Linked DNA regions of Homo sapiens: region 2 is linked to region 1. Evidence: chromatin loops called from intact Hi-C (ENCODE). Cell type or tissue: Calu3. All regions are shown on one strand. Each heading gives the region's core, and the rest is flanking DNA. Links, peaks and the distances in the headings are about the cores only.

Region 1 (9,761 bases), core at 652-8,651:
TTCTTTTTTTTTTTCTTTCTACTTTACGTTTAAATTTTTTCATAATAAAATGTTGGAGGTAAAAATCCCAAAGGGTTTTTTTGTTGGCAGAACTTGGTAAGGCAATTCTAAAATCATGGAAAATTAAAAGGGTAATAGCCAAGACAACTTTGAAAAAGAAAAAGGTAAGGAGATACGTGTCCTAACAGACAGAAAGACTAATTATTAGGCAATAACTAAAATAAGGTAGTACTGACACAGAGATGGACAGAGAGACCAGTCAAAGAAAAGAGAGCCTAAAAACTAACTCATGCACAGACAGAATACAGCAGGCATTAAAGATCAGTAGGAAAAAGTAGAACTATTCACTAAGTGGGGATTAACAGCTTGAATTAGAAGAAAATACAGAATATCTTTAACTTACAAGGAAAATGAATACTGAACAACAAATTACTGAAGAACACATAATTTTCTCTCATATATAGGTTTAAAACATGAGAAACAACATTATATATTGCTTAAGAATATATTCACATGGGTAAATAATACAGACATATTTGGCAATGAAATACCAAATTCAAGTTAGTAGTTTCCTCCAGGGGTAATGAAGATTTACGCAAAGTACATAAGTTGGGTGGTATTTGAACACACAATTTTCTATATTGTTCTTTATCCATTTTTTCTTTTTTCTTTTTTTTTTTTTTTTGAGACGGAATTTTGCTCTTGTTGCCCAGGCTGGAGTGCAGTGGCGCGATCTCGGCTCACCGCAACCTCTGCCTCCCAGGTTCAAGCAGTTCTCCTGCCTCAGCCTCCCTAGTAGCTGGGATTACAAGCATGTGCCACCATGCCTGGCTAATTTTGTATCTTTAGTAAAGACGGGGTTTCTCCATGCTGGTCAGGCTGGTCTCGAACTCCCGACCTCAGGGATCCGCCCGCCTCGGCCTCCCAAAGGCATGAGTCACCGTGCCCAGCCTCTTTATACATTTTCTCAAATCTTAAATATTCCATAACAAATTATAGATTTTTTTAATTAAAAAAAGGTTGAGGTATGAGTACATGGTTTTTAAACAGTACTTAACACAGTTTAATGGGCTGGAACAAATACTAGGAATAGGGGAATAAGAGAAGATGTTAAAAGAAAGAGACCAGATTCTGCAAAGCCTTATAAAACATGCCAAGAAATTTATTCACTTATTTATTATTTGTTTGTTTGTTTGTTTATTTGAGATAGAGTCTCATTCTGTCGTCCAGGCTGGAGAGCTGTGGCACAATCTCGGTTCACTGCAACCTCCGCCTCCTAGTTCAATCGATCCTCCCACCTCAGACTCCCCAGTAGCTGGGTCTACAAGTGTGTGCCACCAAGCCCAGCTAATTTTTGTAGTTTTAGCACAGACAGGGTTTCACCATGTTGGCCAGGCTGGTCTCTTAACTCCTGACCTGAGGTGATCTGTGCACCTCGGCCTACCAAAGTGCTGGAATTACAGGCCTAAGTCACTACACCCGGCAAGACATTTATTTGGTTTTTGTTTCATCCCACAAGGCAATCACTGAAAACTTTTAAGCTAGGAAGTCCTAAAAGATTACTCTGACAAGGCTATACGATAGAGTATGTTTCCTAATGACAGAGGCTTGTTTACCATTTAATCCCTAATTTTAGCATAGTTTATAATACATTGATATTAATGAATATATATGCTGAATTAATGAATTTATGGAAGGAATAGGGTGAGGGAAGCAGAGAAATTAGAAAGAAATTATAATAATCCAGGCAGGAAATGTTGGACTTACAATGATCACTTTAACTTACAGCTATCTATTTTACAAGAAATGTTAAGATTATTAGGAACTTTCACGGAACATCAAATAAAGTAAGAATCTGTAACATTATAAACATGAAGATCCTGGTTCAAATCAGGGAATGCAATAATTCTGTATCTACTCACCATTCTTCCGCTCACTAAGTGGAGGCAAATTGGGATTCCTGCCAGGGTGGAGGCCTAGGGTCAGCTCGGGCTGCAAGGAGAGCTCCTGCAGTTCATTGGCAACAGCTTCACTCTGGGGACTGGGTGCCGCAGATAAGGACACGAGCACTGGTTCATCATCATTTTCGCCGGCCCCTCCTCCGTCCAGCCCATTCACAGCAATGACGGAAGGGGGCAGGCACACCACACTGGAGAAATCCACTTTGGCTTTCGTGATGGCAATCTGGAAATGGAAGAAAAAATGGAAAGTTTAGATGGTACCATGATAATATGGTTTGGTGGTGTCCTCACCCAAATCTCATCTTGAATTGTAGTTCCCATAACTCACACATATCATGGGAGGGACTTGGTGGCAGGTAACTGAATCACAGGGGTGGTTACCTCCGTGCTATTCTCATGAGTTCTCACAAGATCTGATGGTTTTATAAGGGGCTTTTCCTCTTTTGCTCTGCACTTCTCCTTCCTGCCACCATGTGAAGAAGGACATGTTTGCAACTCCTTCCACCATGATTGTAAGTTCCTGAGGCCTCCCCAGCCCTGTGGAACTGTGAATCAATTAAATCTCTTTCCTTTATAAACTACCCAGTCTCAGGCAGTTCTTTATAGCAACGTGAGAACAGACTAATATAGTAAATTGGTACTGATAGAGTGGGATGCTGCTATAAGGATACCCAAAAATGTGGAAGCAACTTTGAAAATGGGTAACAGGCAGAGGTTGGAACAGTTTAGAGGGCTAAGAAGAAGACAGGAAACTGTGGTAAAGTTTGGAACTTCCTAGAGACCTGTTGAATGCCTTTGACCAAAATGCTGATAGTGGTATGGACAATGAAGTACAGGCTGAAATGGTCTCAGATGGAGATGAGGAACTTGTTGGAAACTTATATAAAGGTGATTCTTGCCATGCTTTAGCAAAGAGACTGGTGGCATTTTGCCCCTACTCTAGAGAGATCTGTGGAACTTTGAACTTGAGAGAGATGATTTAGGGTATCTGGCAGAGGACATTTCTAAGCGGCAAAGCATTCAAGAGGAAGCAGAGCATAAAAGTTTAGAAAATCTGCAGCATGATGATGCAATAGAAAACAAAAACTCATTTTCTGGGGAGAAATTCAAGCCACCTGCAGAAATTTGCATAAGTAACAAAGAGCCTAACATTAATCACCAAGACAATGGGGAAAACGTCTCCAGGGCATGTCACAGACCTTCACAGCAGCGCCTCGAAGGCATAGGAGGGAAAAATGGTTTCATGGGCCCAGGGCCTTCCTGCTCTGTGCAGCCTCAGGACATGGTGCCCTGAGTCCCAGCTGCTTCAGCTCCAGTCATGAATAAAAGGAGCCAAGGTATACAGCTCAGGCTGAGGCTTCGAAGCGTGCAAGCCCAAAACCTCAGCAGCCGCCATGTGGTGCTGAGCCTGCAGGTGCACAGAAGTCTGGAATTGAGGTTTGGGAACCTCCACCTAGATTTCAGAGGATGTATGGCAACACCTGGATGTCCACGCAGAAGTTTGCTACAGGGGTACAGCTCTCATGGAGAACCTCTACTAGGGCAGTATGGAAGGCAAATGTGGGGTCGGAGCGCCCACACAGAGTCCTCACTGGAGCACTGCCTAGTAGAGCTGTGAGAAGGCCACCATCCTCCAGACCCCAGAATGGTAGATCCACCTATAGCTTGCACCATACACCTGGAAAAGCTGTAGACACTCAACATCAGCCCATGAAAGCAGCCAGGGGTGAAGCCGTACCCTCCAAAGCCACAGAGGCAGAGCTGCTCAAGGCCGTGGGAGCCCACCTCCTGCATCAACATGACCTGGATGTGAGACATGGAATCAAAGGAGATCATTTCAGAGCCTTAAGATCTGACTGCCCCACTGGATTCTGGACTTGCATGGGGCCTGTAGCCCCTTTGTTTTGGCCAATTTCTCCCCTTTGGAATGGGTGTATTTACCCAATGCCTGTACCCCCCATTGTATCTAGGAAGTAACTAACTTGCTTTCGATTTTACAGGCTCATAGGTGGAAGGGACTTGCCTTATCTCAGATGAGACTCTGGACTTGGACTTCTGGGTTAATACTGGAATGATCTAAGACTTTGGGGGACTATTGGACACACATACTTGTGTTTTGAAATGTGAAGACCTGTGATTTGGGAGGGGCCAGGGGCAGAATGATATGGTTTGGCTGTGTCCCCACCCAAATCTCACCTTGAACTGTAGTTCCCATAATCCCCATGTGTTGTGGGAGGGACCCAGTGGGAGGTAATTGAATAATGGGAGTGGTTACCTCCATGCTGTTCTCATGATAGTGAGTGAGCTCTCACAAGATCTGATGGTTTTATAAGGGGCTTTTCCTCTTTTGCTTGGCACTTCTTCCTGCCACCTTGTGAAGAAGGATGTGTTTGCTTTCCCTGCCATCATGACTGTAAGTTTCCTGAGGCCTCCCGAGCCCTGTGGAACTGTGAGTCAATTAAACCTCTTTCCTTTATAAACTACCCAATCTTGGGCAGTTCTTTATAGCAGCAGTTTGAGAACAGACTAATAGACACGGACAAACTATGCCACTGGAGTATATGCCGATGCTAATATTATAAATTACATCACTGGCAAACTACCATTATTCTTAAAGCTTTTTGTAAAGTAAACTAGCACCCACTGCTCTCCAGACCCCCGAATGGTAGAGCCACCAGCAGCATGCAACCTCAGCGTGGAAAAGCCACAGGGGCAGAGCTGCCCAAGGCTTTGGGAACCCCTCCCTTTATATCAGTGTACCCAGAATGTGGGACATGGAGTCAAGGATTGTTTTGGAGCTTTAAGATTTAATGACTGCCCTGCTGGGTTTCAGACTTGCATGGGGCCTGTAGCCCCTTTCTTTTGGCAAATTTCTCCCTTTTGGAATGTGAATGTTAACTCAATGCCTGTATCCCCATTGTATCTTGGAAGTAAATAACTTGTCTTTGATTTTACAGGCTCATAGGTGGAAGGAACTTATCTCCAGATGAGACTTTGGACCTTTGAATTAATGCTGCAATGAGTTAAGACTTTGGGGGACTACTGAGAAGAAATAATTGTATTTTGAAATGTAAGAAGGACATGAGACTTGAGGGACTAGCGGCAGAATGATATGACTCTGATATTTGTCCCACCCAAATCTCATGTTGAAATGCAATCCCCAGTGTTGGAGGCAGGGCCTGATGGGAGATATTTGAGTCATGGGGGCAGATCCCTCATGGATTGGTGCTGTCCACATGGTAGTGAGTGAGTTCTTCCAATATCTAGTTGTTTAAAAGTGTGTGGCACTGCCCCCCTTCTTTCTCTTGCTCCTGCTCTCACCCTGTGACATGCCTGCACCTGCTTCACCTTCTATCATGTATAAAAGCTCCTTGATGGCACCATCCTTGTACAGGCTTGCAAAACCATGAACCAATTAAACCTCATAAATTAAAAAAAATTTTATATATATATATATATCTCCACTCACTGAATCCTATGTAGTTAGTAAGAATAATTTTTTTTTTTTTTGAGGCAGAGTCTCGCTCTGTTGCCCAGCCTGGAGTGCAGTGGCGTGATCTCAGCTCACTGCAAGCTCCACCTCCTGCATTCACGCCATTCTCCTGTCTCAGCCTCCCGAGTAGCTGGGACTACAGGCGCCCACCACCATGCCTGGCTAAATTTTTTTGTATTTTTAGTAGAGACGGGGTTTCACCAATGTTAGCCAGGATGGTCTCGATCTCCTGACCTCAAGATCCACCCACCTCAGCCTCCCAAAGTGCTGGGATTACAGGCGTGAGCCACCATGCCCAGCCCTAAGAATAATTTTTATAAAGCATTTCTAATGTGGGAAATGCTTATTCTAAAGCCACACTTAAGAAAAAGTAAGACATAAAACTACATACTCATATATTAAAATATTATACAAAGAAAAAAGATTTTAAGAAGTATACCAAGACACAAAAGAGGGGTTCTGTTTGATTGGACAATGAAAAAATTTTAAGGTTCCAAATTTTCTCTAAAATACTTACATGGCTTTTATAATAAAAAGACTATAGTTTCTGATCTATGAAGTGAGATTCCCTGGGCATTCCTTGCAAACTTTTATGAGGACTTTAATCTAACTTGCTTTAGTTGAAGAAACCAACAAAATATTGAACAGCCATGAAGTGAAGAAAGGCACTAGAAACTAAAAAGACAATTATGATCTAACTTCAAGTAAAGCAATAGTGTGCCCAAACCTGACTGTAGTTCTGGCTGATACATTTCACAGAAAATAAACTGGACTGGAAAAGATCCAGATAACAGTAATTAACATGAGGGAGATAATATTATGAAGAAAAAAGATACTAAGGACTCTCTACTCCAAAGAGACTGGAAGAAGATATAAGGGAGACAAGTTCAAAAAAAAATTTGAACTCAGTATTAGGAACTCAATATTCTCAAGGGTAATTGAGCATGGGCAAACAATGGGAAAAGGATTTCTTTTAGGGTTTGAATAATTTTATAAATTACAAAACAACAAATGTCTACCAACAAAATTCAGAATCTAAACTTCAAAGAATTCTTTTCCATCTTGTCTATGATTTATTATGGTTTGAACCATGTCTCTGTGTGTACTGGGAAAAAAACAACTGTTACACAGGATTAATCCATCCGGCTGAGTATTCTTTGTCATTGACTCTGAAAGAGCATGTCTGCTTCTTTTAACAGCAGCAGCCTTTCAGACTAAAAAAAAGACTTCAACTTTATGACATTCAAGGACCCCTTGAGAACTAACCTCCTTATTCAAAAGGAAAATAGAATGGTATCAAAACTTCAGCCCTAGGACTTAGGAAAAGTGGTTTCACATAGAGTAACAGGTTTTCAATAAACAGCTGTTAAATCATTATGGATTGTAAGAGTTCAGACCTCTCATAAGAAAATTAAGAAATTTAACTGCAACAATAACTCTGTATGCAGTAGATGGGCCTTGCAAAAGTATTAACACAAAACAAGCATTCTAATAGTTGTTAACTGAACAAAGAGAGAAGCAAATGAAAGATACATAAAGATAATCTAGGGAACCACGACAGACATGTCTTGGGGAAAATTTGGATGACACAAGGAAGACTGCATGAAACATACAGAAACACTAAAAATAATGTTAGGCAGTCAAGGACAGGAAACATCAAGCCTCATACCACTAAAATACTATAGCTAAACAGATGCGCTAGAATCATGGTTTCATATAAAAAGTTCTTAACTTAGCAAAACCCCATTATTTCAGACTTAACTGATATTTCTGATACTATAACTTGGTGTGAGATTAAGTAAAATCTTCTGCTATTTGGCAGGGGCAGGGTAATATAAAAGAGTGCCAGGTGGCCAGGCACAGTGGCTCACTCCTCTAATCCTAGCACTCTGGGAAGCTGAGGTGGGAGGATCGCTAGAGCCCAGGAGTTCCAGATCAGTCTCGGCAACATAGTAAGACCCTGTCTCTTTTTTAAAAAAAATTTTAAATAGTTTTTAAAAATTTTAAAAAGAAGGAAAAAAAGTGGTTAAAAGGTAAGTTTATTATCTAAGAGCTCCCAAGGCAGGAGGAAAGGTGAATTTAATGTTACATATGTTTTTTATCACAATTATTTTTAGATGTCTTGGCAAAAAAAAAATTTCACTAAGTAAACTTATATTACTGAGCTTGAAAGAATCCCAGGCTGGAGTGCAGTGGCAAGTTCTCGGCTCAGTGCAACCTCCACCTCCCGGCCTCAAGCAATCCTCCTGCCTCAGCCTCCCGAGTAACTGGGAATATAGGCATGCGCCACCAGGCCCGGCTAATTTTTGTATTTTTAGTAGAGATGGGGTTTTGCCATGTTGCCCAGGCTGGTCTTAAACTCCTGGACTCAAGTGAGCCACCTGCCTTGGCCTCCCAAAGTGCTGGAATTACAGGCATGAGAGCTCACCGAGTCCAGCCTTTTTCTTTCTTTCTTTTTTTTTTTAAGGGACAGGGTCTCTCTCTGTTGCCCAGGCTAGGGTGCAGTGGCACGATCATAGCTCACTGCAACCTTGAATTCCTGGACTCAAGTGATCCTCCCCCATCAGTCCCACAAGTAGCTAGGACTACAGGCACACCATCATGCCTGGCTTTTTTTTTTTTTTTTTTTTTTTTTTTGCAAGGGGTTGGGGAGATATGAGGTTTTTGCTATGTTGCCCAGGCTGGTCTCAAACTCCTGGCCTAAAGTGATCCTCCTACCTAAACCTTCCAAAGTGCTAGGATTACAGGAATGAGCCACTGTGCCTCGCCAAAACCATATATTCTTTAAAATGAAGTAAATTATTTAATTTACTTATCACTAATTCAGAACAAACTTCTTCCTACTACTTTGAATTATTATTATTGCTGGAATTCAGAGATTTAGCATTTACATGTGTTAATATTCCCAAGAGACAATAAAAATCCATCACATGGTATCAATATTTTTCTAATGAAGCATGAAGTTAACTTCATGAGTTTGTGATGCTCTTATGCATTTAGTGAACATAACCAGTATTTCTAGAAAATGATTTAAAGAAACTTTGTAAAAAACGGCCCCCCAAAAGAAAGCCAACCCAAGTCCAAGTCCAATGCTAAGCATAAAGAGAAAATAAAGTTCTTGGTTTTTTGGTTTTTGTTTTTTTTGGGGGGGTTTTTTGGGTTTTTTTTTTTTTGAGACAGTCTCGCTCCACCACCCAGGCTGCAGTGGCACGATCTTGGCTCACTGCAACCTCTGCCTCCTAGGTTCAAGTGATTCTCATGTCTCAGCCTCCCGAGTAGCTGGGATTACAGGCACGCAACACTACATCTGATTTTTGTGTTTTTAGTAGAGATGGGTTTTCACCATGTTGGCCAGGCTGGTCTCGAACTCCTGACCTCAGGTGATCCACCTGCCCCAGCCTCCCAAAGTGCTAGGATTACAAGTGTGAGCCACTGTGCCCAGCCAAGGAAGTTTTAAAAATAATGTTTCACCCAGGCGCGATGGCTCACACCTGTAATCCCCAGCAGTTGGGGAGGCCAAGGTGGGCAGATTGTTAGAGCCCAGGAGCTCAAGACAATCCTGGGCAACATGGCAAAACCCCGTCTCTACAAAACACACAAAAGTTAGGCATGGTGGTGTGCGTCTGCAGTCTCAGCTACTCCTGAGGCTGAGGTAAGAGGATCACCTCGACCCCAGGGAGGCTGAGGCTGCAGTGAGCTGTGATCATGCCACTGCACTCCAGCCTGGGCAACGAAGTGATACCCATCCCAGGGAGGAAAAAATGGTGTTTCTTAGAACACATACTTTTTTTTTCTTTTTTCAGACAGCATGTTACTCTGCCATCCAAGCTAGAGTGCAATGGAATGATCATAGCTCACTGCAGCCTTAAACTCCTGGGCTCAAGTGATCCTCCCAAGTAGCTAGGACTATAGGTGTGTGCCAACACACCTGACTATTTTTTCACTTTTTTGTAGAGACGAGATCTCACTATGTTGCCCAAGCTGGTCTCGAACTCCTGGCCTCAAGCGATCGCCCTACACTGGCCTCTCAAAATGCTGGGATTACAAGCGTGAGCCACCTTGCCTGACAGAACACATACATTTTTAATAGTTTAAAGAAAGGACTGTTTGATACTATATTACAATGCAAAAAGAAAAGAAAGAAAATAAGAATATCAAATTCTACAGACCTGAACCCCATGGTTGTGCCTACTACTAACCAGAATAAAAGAAATAAGCAATCTGAAAAACTGCTTTAGCAACTGTTCGATTCAGAATAGTTCTGTAATTAAGTTCCATATTTACAGAATTATTAAGGGCTTAAAGAG
Region 2 (9,761 bases), core at 1,173-9,172, 51 kb after region 1:
GGCTTGGTGGCTCACGCCTGTAATCCCAGAACTTTGGGAGGCCGAGGCAGGCGGATCACAAGGTCAGGAGTTCGAGACCAGCCTGGCCAACGTAGTGAAACCCCGTCTCTTCTAAAGATACAAAAATTAGCCGGCCGTGGTGGCACACGCCTGTAGTCCCAGCTACTCAGATGGCTGAGGCAGAATAGCTTGAACCCGGAAGGTGGAGGTTGCAGTGAGCCAAGATTGTGCCACTGTACTCCAGCCTGGGTGACAAAGCAAGACTCCGTCTCAAAAAAAGCAAAACAAAACAAAACAAAAAAACTACAATCTCAAACTGTCCACTTATAAGAAGAGTTTCAAACTCTATAATAAAGTTCCCAGTTTTCCCTTCATCTGCCAGCATCCCATAATAAGCATCTCCTGTTTGACCATTATTAAGACTCAGACATAGTAGCTCCAGAGAAGTAGATATAGCTCTTTCCTTTTGAAACTGCAAAGCAAAACCCACTTTACAATTTTTAAGTTTTTGAACTTTTTTTTGTTTTTTTGAGACATGGTCTTGCTCTATTGTGCAGACTGGATCACAGTGGCACATCTATAGCTCAATGCAACCTCAAACTCCTTGGCTCAAGTGCTCCTCCCTGCCTCCGCCTTCAGAGGAGCCAGACTACAGGCATGTGCCACCATGCCTGGCTAATTTTTTATTTTTGTAGTGACAGAGTCTATTTTGCCCAGGCTGGTGTCAAACTCCTAGCTTCAAGCGATCCTCCTGCCTTGACCTCCTAAAGTGCTGGGATTACAGGCATGAGCCACCATGCCCAACTTCGAAATAATGTTTTTTAATACTTCCATTTTACTGTCTTATAGTAGCTGACAAAACACAAATTTAATTTAGCCTAGACTCTAGCCTAGTTTTATAATAAGTTAATTTCAGCAGTTATCACATAGATGACAAAAAAAAATACTCATCGTTTGATACTGATTAATTCTGAATGACTGGCCATAACCTTTAAAGCCTGAAGATCAGCTGGGTATGGTTACACTGAGCCATGGATGTGCCACTGTGATCCACCTGAGTACCAGAGCAAGACTTTGTCTCTTTAAAAACAATGAAAAATTAAAATTAAATAAATAATATAAAGCTTGAAGATCAAGACTGAAATCCCTTTCCCATCACAATCAGAGGTAGGGGGTCAAATCTCAGTAAATGAGGAAGAATAACAAAAATATAATGAGTCCCTGGCATCTGTTACCAACAGTGAATTCATCCTGATAGCAACTGGAACATTCCAGTGATCCTGGCAATGAGGAACATCGATGTAACATACTCCTTTTGTTTTAAATGCAAATTTTTCTCTCCTGTTCCCTGGAATGTCCCAAAACAAGAGAATGGTCCAGAGCCTGAGAACAAAGCACCTACGAAGAAGAACAACACAGAGAGGGACCTATACAAGACTACCACTAGTATCACAATCTAGGTCAAGGTCATTGGAGAAATCACAAAATCACACCATCTCAGCATTGGAAAGTGATCATCATGTGTCAACAAATATTTTCCAAGTGACCATGTGCTAGATGCTAAGGAAACACAAATGATTATGACAAAATCCCTATTCAAGTCATGTGTGCTAAGTACTTCAATACAGGAGTTAACTAAGGGATATGGGAGTATAGCAGGAAGAATAAAACAGCAGATTTTTCAAAATAAGTTGCCAAGAATGAACTTGGGATCACCACATCCACCATCTGCCAATATTACAAACAGAAGAATCGTGGTGATTCAGGATAAAGAGAAAGTAAGGCTGCAGTCACAGCAGGGCTAGGACTTGTAGCCTCCTAGAATCAAGGTCTTGCTCTCCTATGTGGTTGGTTTAAAAAATAGTTAAAGGCACCCCTGTAATCCCAGAACTTTGGGAGGCCAAGGTAGTTGGATCACCTGAGGTCAAGAGTTCAAGACCAGCCTGGCCAACATGGTGAAACCCCATCTCCACTTAAAAAAAAAAAAAAAAAAAATTAGCGAGGCGTGGTGGCATGTGCCTGTAATCCCAGTTACTCAGGAGGCTGAGGCAGGACATTCACTTGAACCCAGGAGGTGGAGGTTGCAGCGAGCCAAGATCACACTATTGCACTCCAGCCTGGGTGACAGAGCGAGACTCCATCTCAAAAAACAATAGTTAAAGGTGATTATGATCATTTCTGTCCCCCTTCATTTCTTCTTCACAAAAAACTGGCATCACAAGAAAGCACAGTTCTAGTCCAACCATTCACTCAGTGCCAATCTCTAATTTTTACAAGACAGTACTTAATCCTTTAAAATATTTGCTGAAAAAATAGTGCCTTCCCTTCCTCCAGAAAATTTTATGTACACACTAGGCTATTTACAGAGGTCTAGGTTACAACTTTAACTTCCAGAATAAAACTAACTATAATCACTACTAATGCCATGTGACTTTCCCTCTGGCCGAAGCTCTAAACTGTCTACCTCCCTAGGCTTAGAGAAGTCTTTCTAGCTCCGAGGCTTCTGACACTTCAGCTCTTCATTTTACTGCTAATTATGACTCTCAGGAATTCACCCATAAAGAACTACAGGAATTTACCCTATTAATCCACAAACCACATTTCATTTTCATTTTCCAGACAAATCTTAAAGGCCTGTAATTTACAACATCAAAAAGTATCAGATCTCCAAATGGAAAAACTTATCTCTGACATAGGAGTTTTTTCTTATTGGTAACCTCTCTCTATCCAATAGAAACATACTTAACTACCATAACATATTCTAACAAACTGCTGCTATTTCAGCAATTACAATAGAGTATATGCTTTTGATAGTGAGTCAGGTCTTGGGAGTGGCTTAGCACATGGAAATTCACCAGCCGGCATCTACACTGAGATTCAAGGAGACAAACGGAATTTTTGCTTCTGGTTTTTCCAAGAGTTAACTAGTGTTTAAATCGACTATATTATTCTGAATTACTTACAGATGAAATGGCAAAATGTCTGAATTTTATTTTAAAATATGAAGGAGGAGGTGTGGAGTAATATTAAACAAGATTGGTCACATGTTGAAAAAAAAAATTTTTTTTTTACTTTTTTTTTTTTTAATTTATAGAGATGAGGTCTCACTAGGTTGCCCAGGCTGGTCCTTGAACTCCTGGGCTCAAGTGATCCTCCCACCTTGGCCTTCCATAGTGCTGGGATTATAGGCATAAGCCACGGCACCCAGCCCCTGAATACTGTTGAAACTGGGTGACAGGCCCATGGTGGTGGTTCATTGCATTATTCTCCTTGTTTTTATATGTGTTTCAAATGTTCCATAATAAAGATTTCAAAATAAATTTTACTAATGTCATGATCTGGTGAACTTGGAAAACAGATAAAGAACAAAGTGATTCTTGGAACCAGTGATCTCCATAATCTACCTGAGTAAAAGCTGTTAGTTTCTTTTTTTTTTTTTTCTTTTTGAGACAGAGTCTTGCTCTGTCGCCCAGGCTGGAGTGCAGTGGCACCATCTCGGCTCACTGCAAGCTCCGCCTCCCAGGTTCACGCCATTCTCCTGCCTCAGCCTCCTGAGTAGCTGGGACTACAGGCGCCCGCCACCACACCTGACTAATTTTTTGTATTTTTGGTAGAGACAGGGTTTCACTGTCTTAGCCAGGATGGTCTCAATCTCCTGACCTCGTAACCCGCCCGCCTCGGCCTCCCAAAGTGCTGACATTACAGGCGTGAGCCACCGTACCCGGCCCTAAAACTGTTAGTTACCTAAGACATACCTAAATACTGGCCAAGCGCGGTGGCTCATGCCTGTAATCCCAGCACTTTGGGAGACCGAGGTGGGCAGATTCCAAGGTCAGGAGTTTGAGACCAGCATGACCAACATGGTGAAACCTCGTCTCTACTAAAAATACAAAAATTAGCCGGGCGTGGTGGCATGCACCTGTAATCCCAGCTACTCAGGAGGCTGAGGCAGGAGAATCGCTTGAACTCGGGAGGTGGAGGTTGCAGTGAGCCAAGATCGCGCCATTGCACTCCAGCCAGGTTACAGAGCAAGACTCCATCTCAAAAAAAGGAAAAAAAAGAGATACCTAAATTCTAACGCTTATTCCTCACTGAACATACTATTCAGCACGATCACCATGTGCTGACTTAGGCACCAACCTAAGTGCTGATGATACAGTGATAAACAGATAAATGCAATCTGTCTGTTGTTGTCGTTGAATGAATGAGGCAAGTATGTGGTGCCATAAACCAAACAAGAAGAGACTAATCTATGACCTATCAGGAAAAGCTTCCCAGAGGAGTTACCATCTAAGTTAAATTCTGAAAAATTAAACCCCAAAACACGAATCATTTATTTTTGACCCATGTTAACCTTTATCACTTACAGATTGTAAGACCAGCAAGCAAATGCCTATTTCTTTATGAAGTAACCACTTGTCTGTAAAGGAAAAATTAGCAAACCATCACTCATTCAACAAATATTAGATACCCACCATATGCTAACATACTAGACAAAAAAGATAAAACATGGTCTCTGCTCTGATGGGGTTTATAATCTAACAGCACAGGAAAACAAAAACAAGTAAGTAGGCAAGCCATCAAGCAGAAAACCAATTTCAAACTTCTCCAAGTTATAAAACCAGCAAAGAAGGGACTTTTGTGGGCAGAAAGTGCCAACTTTTTAGATATAGTGATAAGGAAAGTTGAAAGGACTGAAGACCAACGGATGACAGTGCAGCCGACTGAAGGGAGTGGGATGCCAGAAGAGGTGGTGAGATCAGCAAAGATACAGTATGTGTGCACCTTGTAGGTCATGGGATGAAATCTGGATATTATTCTAAGCACAATGGAAAAACCACCGCAGGTAAGAGTTTTGAGCAGAGAAGTGATGTGATTCCATTTATGTTTTTAAGAAGATCATTCTTGTTACTCTGGAAAGAATGGATTGATCGAGAATAATTTTTTACCAAGAAGAATTTTAAATGAGTAAAATCAAAACATCAAAACTGATTTTGGCCAGGGAAAATCATCTCTATATTCCATTACCAACCTAAAATCTTTTAAATTGCCTTACTTAGTCCAGGCTTCATCTACAGTTTGGGTTGGGATTGTTTGTTTTAATGCTTACAACCAACATGTCATGCCCTCTGAGGAGGTTCCTGGGAAGCTAAAACAGGCCCACATGCCTGGTGGTTAGCATTCTTTTCATTCTCAAATTGCTAAAGTCAGATTAATTTTCATTTATTCATCTCCTATTCCACAATCAGCTTCTTGATTGAAAGGAAAGGAGTAAGGGACTTCCTTGAGTGTTTCAGGAGACAATAAACTCTACGGAAAATCTGATAAGGAATGTGATTATATAACCTTTCTTCCTCCTGCCAACTATGTTCCAGGTGGGGACTCCACTATGAAAGCAATTCTAATACTCCTATCCAAATCTGCCAGCTCTCAGAAAGCTGCCTAAAGCAAACTCATTTAATTCTCTCTGAAAAAAAAAAAATTCTCATTCCAAAGTCTGAACAAGAATAAATTTCTAGTAGTGTTTGTAATTGATAAGGAAAGGAAAATAAATTTCACCATCAATCTCTGGGGCATGTGGCCAAATAATCTTAATAAAGAAACTTAATAAAGTTAGTTATGCTCAAAGAGATTTTACTCAGTCATTTGAAAAACAGAATGGAAGGAGTAACAGGAAACAATGCCTACATCTGTTAAATACTCATGAGCTTTACATATATTTCACTTTATCTTGACCACACCCCAACAAGATTAAGTATATTTCCACTTTACTGATGAGGACAGAGCCCCAGGAGTTTACACTGTCTCAAGGTCACATAGCTATTAAGTAGCTTCCATGGTCCCATATGCTTTCCATTAGACAAATGTTTAAACAAAGATCTAAATTATAGAAATTCTTCCACATGACCAATGAACTAATAATAGGTAAGTTTTTGTTTGTGTGTGTGTGCATGTGTATATGCTTCATCTGGAGGCCTAATCACCAATTATAATTCTTTTCAGAGGGAAAAAGTGCTTAGGATTCCTCTTTGGAGACATCAGACCACCAGAAAGAAGCTCTGAAGACATAAGGGAGTTTGGTGGCAAAAGCTATCAGGTTATTTGTTCCTAACAAAGCCAAAGGAGCTCCTCTTTGAAGGCAGCATATAATTTCTGGGGCTAGCAGCAGTGACTTCCTAACAAAGGCTCTAGGGACTCATGTACAAAAATCATTATCAAGCTCAGGAGTGTCTTGTAAGTGATTTGGGGTGGTTACACTCAGCAACACATACATACAAAAATAACTATTTTGTTAACAAATAAAATCAAGTAAGATAGCATACATGAAAGCACCTAACAGTGCCTAACAGAAAACAGATACACAATAGAAAATTAGTTTCTTCCACTATCTGCTCAAAGTTATTTGTATGAAAAACAAGTAACTGTGCTGGGTGAAGCCATAACCTCCTTGCCCTCAAAGCCCAGCCAGAATGAGTTTGCATACCTGGTGTCACGTTTGCTAAGAACAACAGGTACACAAGGCCGGGTGCGGTGGCTCACGCTTGTAATCCCAGCACTCTGGGAGGCCGAGGAGTGCAGATCACAAGGTCAGGAAATCGAGACCATCCTGGCTAACACGGTGAAACCCCATCTCTACTAAAAATACAAAAAATTAGCAGGGCATGCTGGTGGGCGCCTATAGTCCCAGCTACACGGGAGGCTGAGGCAGGAGAATGGCGTGAGCCTGAGAGTCGGAGCTTGCAGTGAGCTGAGATCACACCACTGCACTCCAGCCTGGGCGACAGAGCGAGACTCCGTCTCAAAAAAAAAAAAAAAAGAACAACAGGTACACAACAAGCTACATATCAAAAATCAGAAATCTTCTCTTAAGGATTATTTTATTTCCTCCACGAATCAGCACCATAGCATGGACAGAAAGGTATCCTTAAAGCAAGCCTTCCCAACAGCTGAGCACAACACAACTCAGCAAAACCACCTAGCCATCAGTGCAATCTGCATTACAATCTGCATTCATCCATTTCTATGATCACTAAGCAATCATACATAGCCTGGCACATTACATCATTATTAAACACTCCACACTAGGGCAAACTATTCTTCAACTGTTCCAATTGTTTAACTTTTGAAATGGAATGATTTTTGCTTCAGAAAAATTCTTTAACATCAATTCTATTGTTTAGATGCTTCTGAGATTTAGACTTTGGGATTAACAATCTCCAATATAATTAAAGTTGAGATTGTCATGGTAATAATTCCTTCAGTTAATACAGTAACAACTGTAAGGATCAAATGAAAATCATAGACAGGCCATCAGGGGTCATCTTTTTGTTTTTTTCTTTGAGACGGAATCTCACTCTGTCGCCCAGGCTGGAGTGCAGTGGCACAATCTCTGCTCACTGCAACCTCCGCCTCCTGGGTTCAAGCGACTCTCCTGCCTCAGACTCCCGAGTAGTTGGGACTACACACCCGGCTACTTTTTTATTTTTAGTAGGGACGGGACGGTGTTTCACCATGTTGGCCAGGCTGGTCTCAAACTCCCGACCTCAGGTGATCCACCTGCCTAGCCCTCCCAACAGTTCTGGGATTACAGGCATGAGCCACCATGCCCGGCCTGTCATCTAACTTAAGGTCCTAATTTTACAGAGGAAACAACTCAGACCCAGAGAGGTTAGACAATTTGTTCAGTATTACGTAGCTGATTAGTGACAGATGAAAAATTTTAAACTTCAAGTCTACTGATGCCCCTTTGGCCAGGTGACCTTTTTAAATAATAGCTGCCACTTATGGGATAATTACAGTGCACCAGGTGCTGTAGATGTGACCTCATTTAATCCCACCACAATCCTATGAGGGAGGCACTATCAAATCCATTTTACAAATGAGGAAACCAGGACTCAACCTCAGGTCTGTTTGATGCCAAAGTCTTTGGTCTTAACCACTACACCATGCCTCCCTACTTTCCATTCATTCATTCATTCAAATACTTGCTAAGCAAGTATAATGTGTCAGGTACTGTCTGAGCCCTAGGGATACTAGTGATGAAGATGGACAAGGTCCCTGCTCTTCTGCATAATAAAAATAAAAGTACTTCAATATGAGGTACTTTTTTGTTGGCAGGGGGAACACAGTAATGTGATAATAACCACAGGGGCAGCACTATGTTATCCCTTATATATGAAAATACTAAAAATGTAAGATTACCACATCGCACCCATTAGAATGACTGTTATCAAATAAACAAGTTTTGGTAAAGATGTGGAGAAACTGGAACCCTTTACGTTGTTGGTAGGAATATAAAATTACATTTAGTTGGGCATGGTGGCTCATGCCTATAAACCCAGCACTTTGGGAGGCCGAGGCAGGCGGATCATGAGGTCAGGAGATCGAGACCATCCTGGCCAACATGGTGAAACCCCATTTCTACTAAAATACAAAAAATTAGCTGGTTGTGGTGGTGCACACCTGTAGTCCCAGCTTCTCAGGAGGCTGAGGCAGGGGAATCACTTGAACCTGGGAGGTGGAGGTTGCAGTGTGCTGAGATCACACCACTGCACTCCAGCCTGGGTGACAGAGCAAGACTCCTTCTCAAAAAAAAAAAAAAAAAATTACATTTAGCCAGAAAGTACATTTAGTCAGATATTGTGGCTTGAATTTGTAATCTCAGCTATTCAGGAAGCTCAGGCGGGAGGATCACTCGAGCCCAGGAGTTTGAGGCTATGGTGAGCTAAGACTGCATCACTGCCAGCCTGGGCAACAGAGTGAGACCCTGTCTCTTTAACAAAAAAAAAAAAAAAAAAAAAACACTTTAAATTTTTGATAGTGAAAAATGACTAACCAAGATTTTAGGCTGGGCACGGTGGTTCACATCTGTAATCCCAGCACTCTGGGAGGCCTAGATGGGTGGATCACTTGAGGTCAGGAGTTCAAGATCAGCCTAGCCAACATGGTGAAACCCTGTCTCTACTAGAAATACAAACAATTAGCCAGGCATGGTGGAGGGCACCTGTAATCCAGCTACTCGGGAGGCTGAGGCAGGAGAATTGCTTGAACCCGGGCAGCGGAGGTTGTGGTGAGTCGAGACTGCGCCACTGCACTCCAGCCTCAGAGTCAGAGCAAGACTCTACCTCAAAAAAAAGTAAACCCATCAAAGATAACAGGTATTTGAAATAATATATTCTGAAAGGCAGATAAACGTATGTCCTCTTTAATATATTAATTCTAGCTTGAGCGTAAGTACAAACAGTTCTAATCAGAGTAAAGAGGATAAATAGATCTTTCCAAATTAAACTATCAAGATTACACATACATGCAATTCCAAATGTCTGTTTCTTTTTTTTCTCTTTTTTTTTTTTTTTTTTTTGAGACAGAGTCTCACCCTGTTGCCCAGGCTTGGAGGGCAGTGGCGTGATCTCAGCTCACCGCAACCTCCACCTCCTGGGTTCAGACGATTCTCCTGCCTCAGCCTCCCGGGTAGCTGGGACTACAGGTACCTGCCACCATGCCCAGCTAATATTTTATATTTTTAGTAGAGATAAGGTTTCACCATGTTGGGCAGGCTGGTCTCAAACTCCTGACCTGAGATGATCCACCAGCCTCGGCCTCCCAAAATGCTGAGATTACAGGCATAAGCCACCATACCCAGCCTCTTTTTTCCTCATTCTTATATTCCTGTTAAATTTCTCTCAGTTCCTCTGATGTCTCAGCAGAGACAAACTGACTACTGTACAGGTAAAGGCAGTTCATTAAGCTCTCTTACTGGA

The links. A loop is a pair of places that touch in the nucleus more often than their neighbours do. Peaks named below come from ENCODE experiments on the same cell type or tissue, not always from the same donor. Only the 100,000 strongest peaks of a DNase experiment are listed, where the experiment ranks them.
Region 2: a loop joins it to region 1, with 1.8 times the contacts of the local background. A loop is called at or near these places in 3 of 110 quality-filtered maps.

What each region holds. Positions count from the first base shown.
Region 1 is chr22:40,550,184-40,559,944 of GRCh38, forward strand. MRTFA (myocardin related transcription factor A) reads right to left here. Exons shown (of 15, transcript NM_020831.6): 3 at 1,923-2,184. The coding sequence starts at 2,163. It overlaps LOC105373037 (a long non-coding RNA gene), which reads left to right and starts at 4,994. Exons shown (of 5, transcript XR_001755550.2): 1 at 4,994-5,031. In Calu3, for the core only: no CTCF peak of the experiment used is centred there; no DNase peak of the experiment used is centred there.
Region 2 is chr22:40,600,703-40,610,463 of GRCh38, forward strand. All of the region lies in intron 1 of MRTFA (myocardin related transcription factor A), which reads right to left. Among named protein-coding and RNA genes, the nearest start is that of MRTFA, 31 kb to the right of the region's middle. In Calu3, for the core only: no CTCF peak of the experiment used is centred there; no DNase peak of the experiment used is centred there.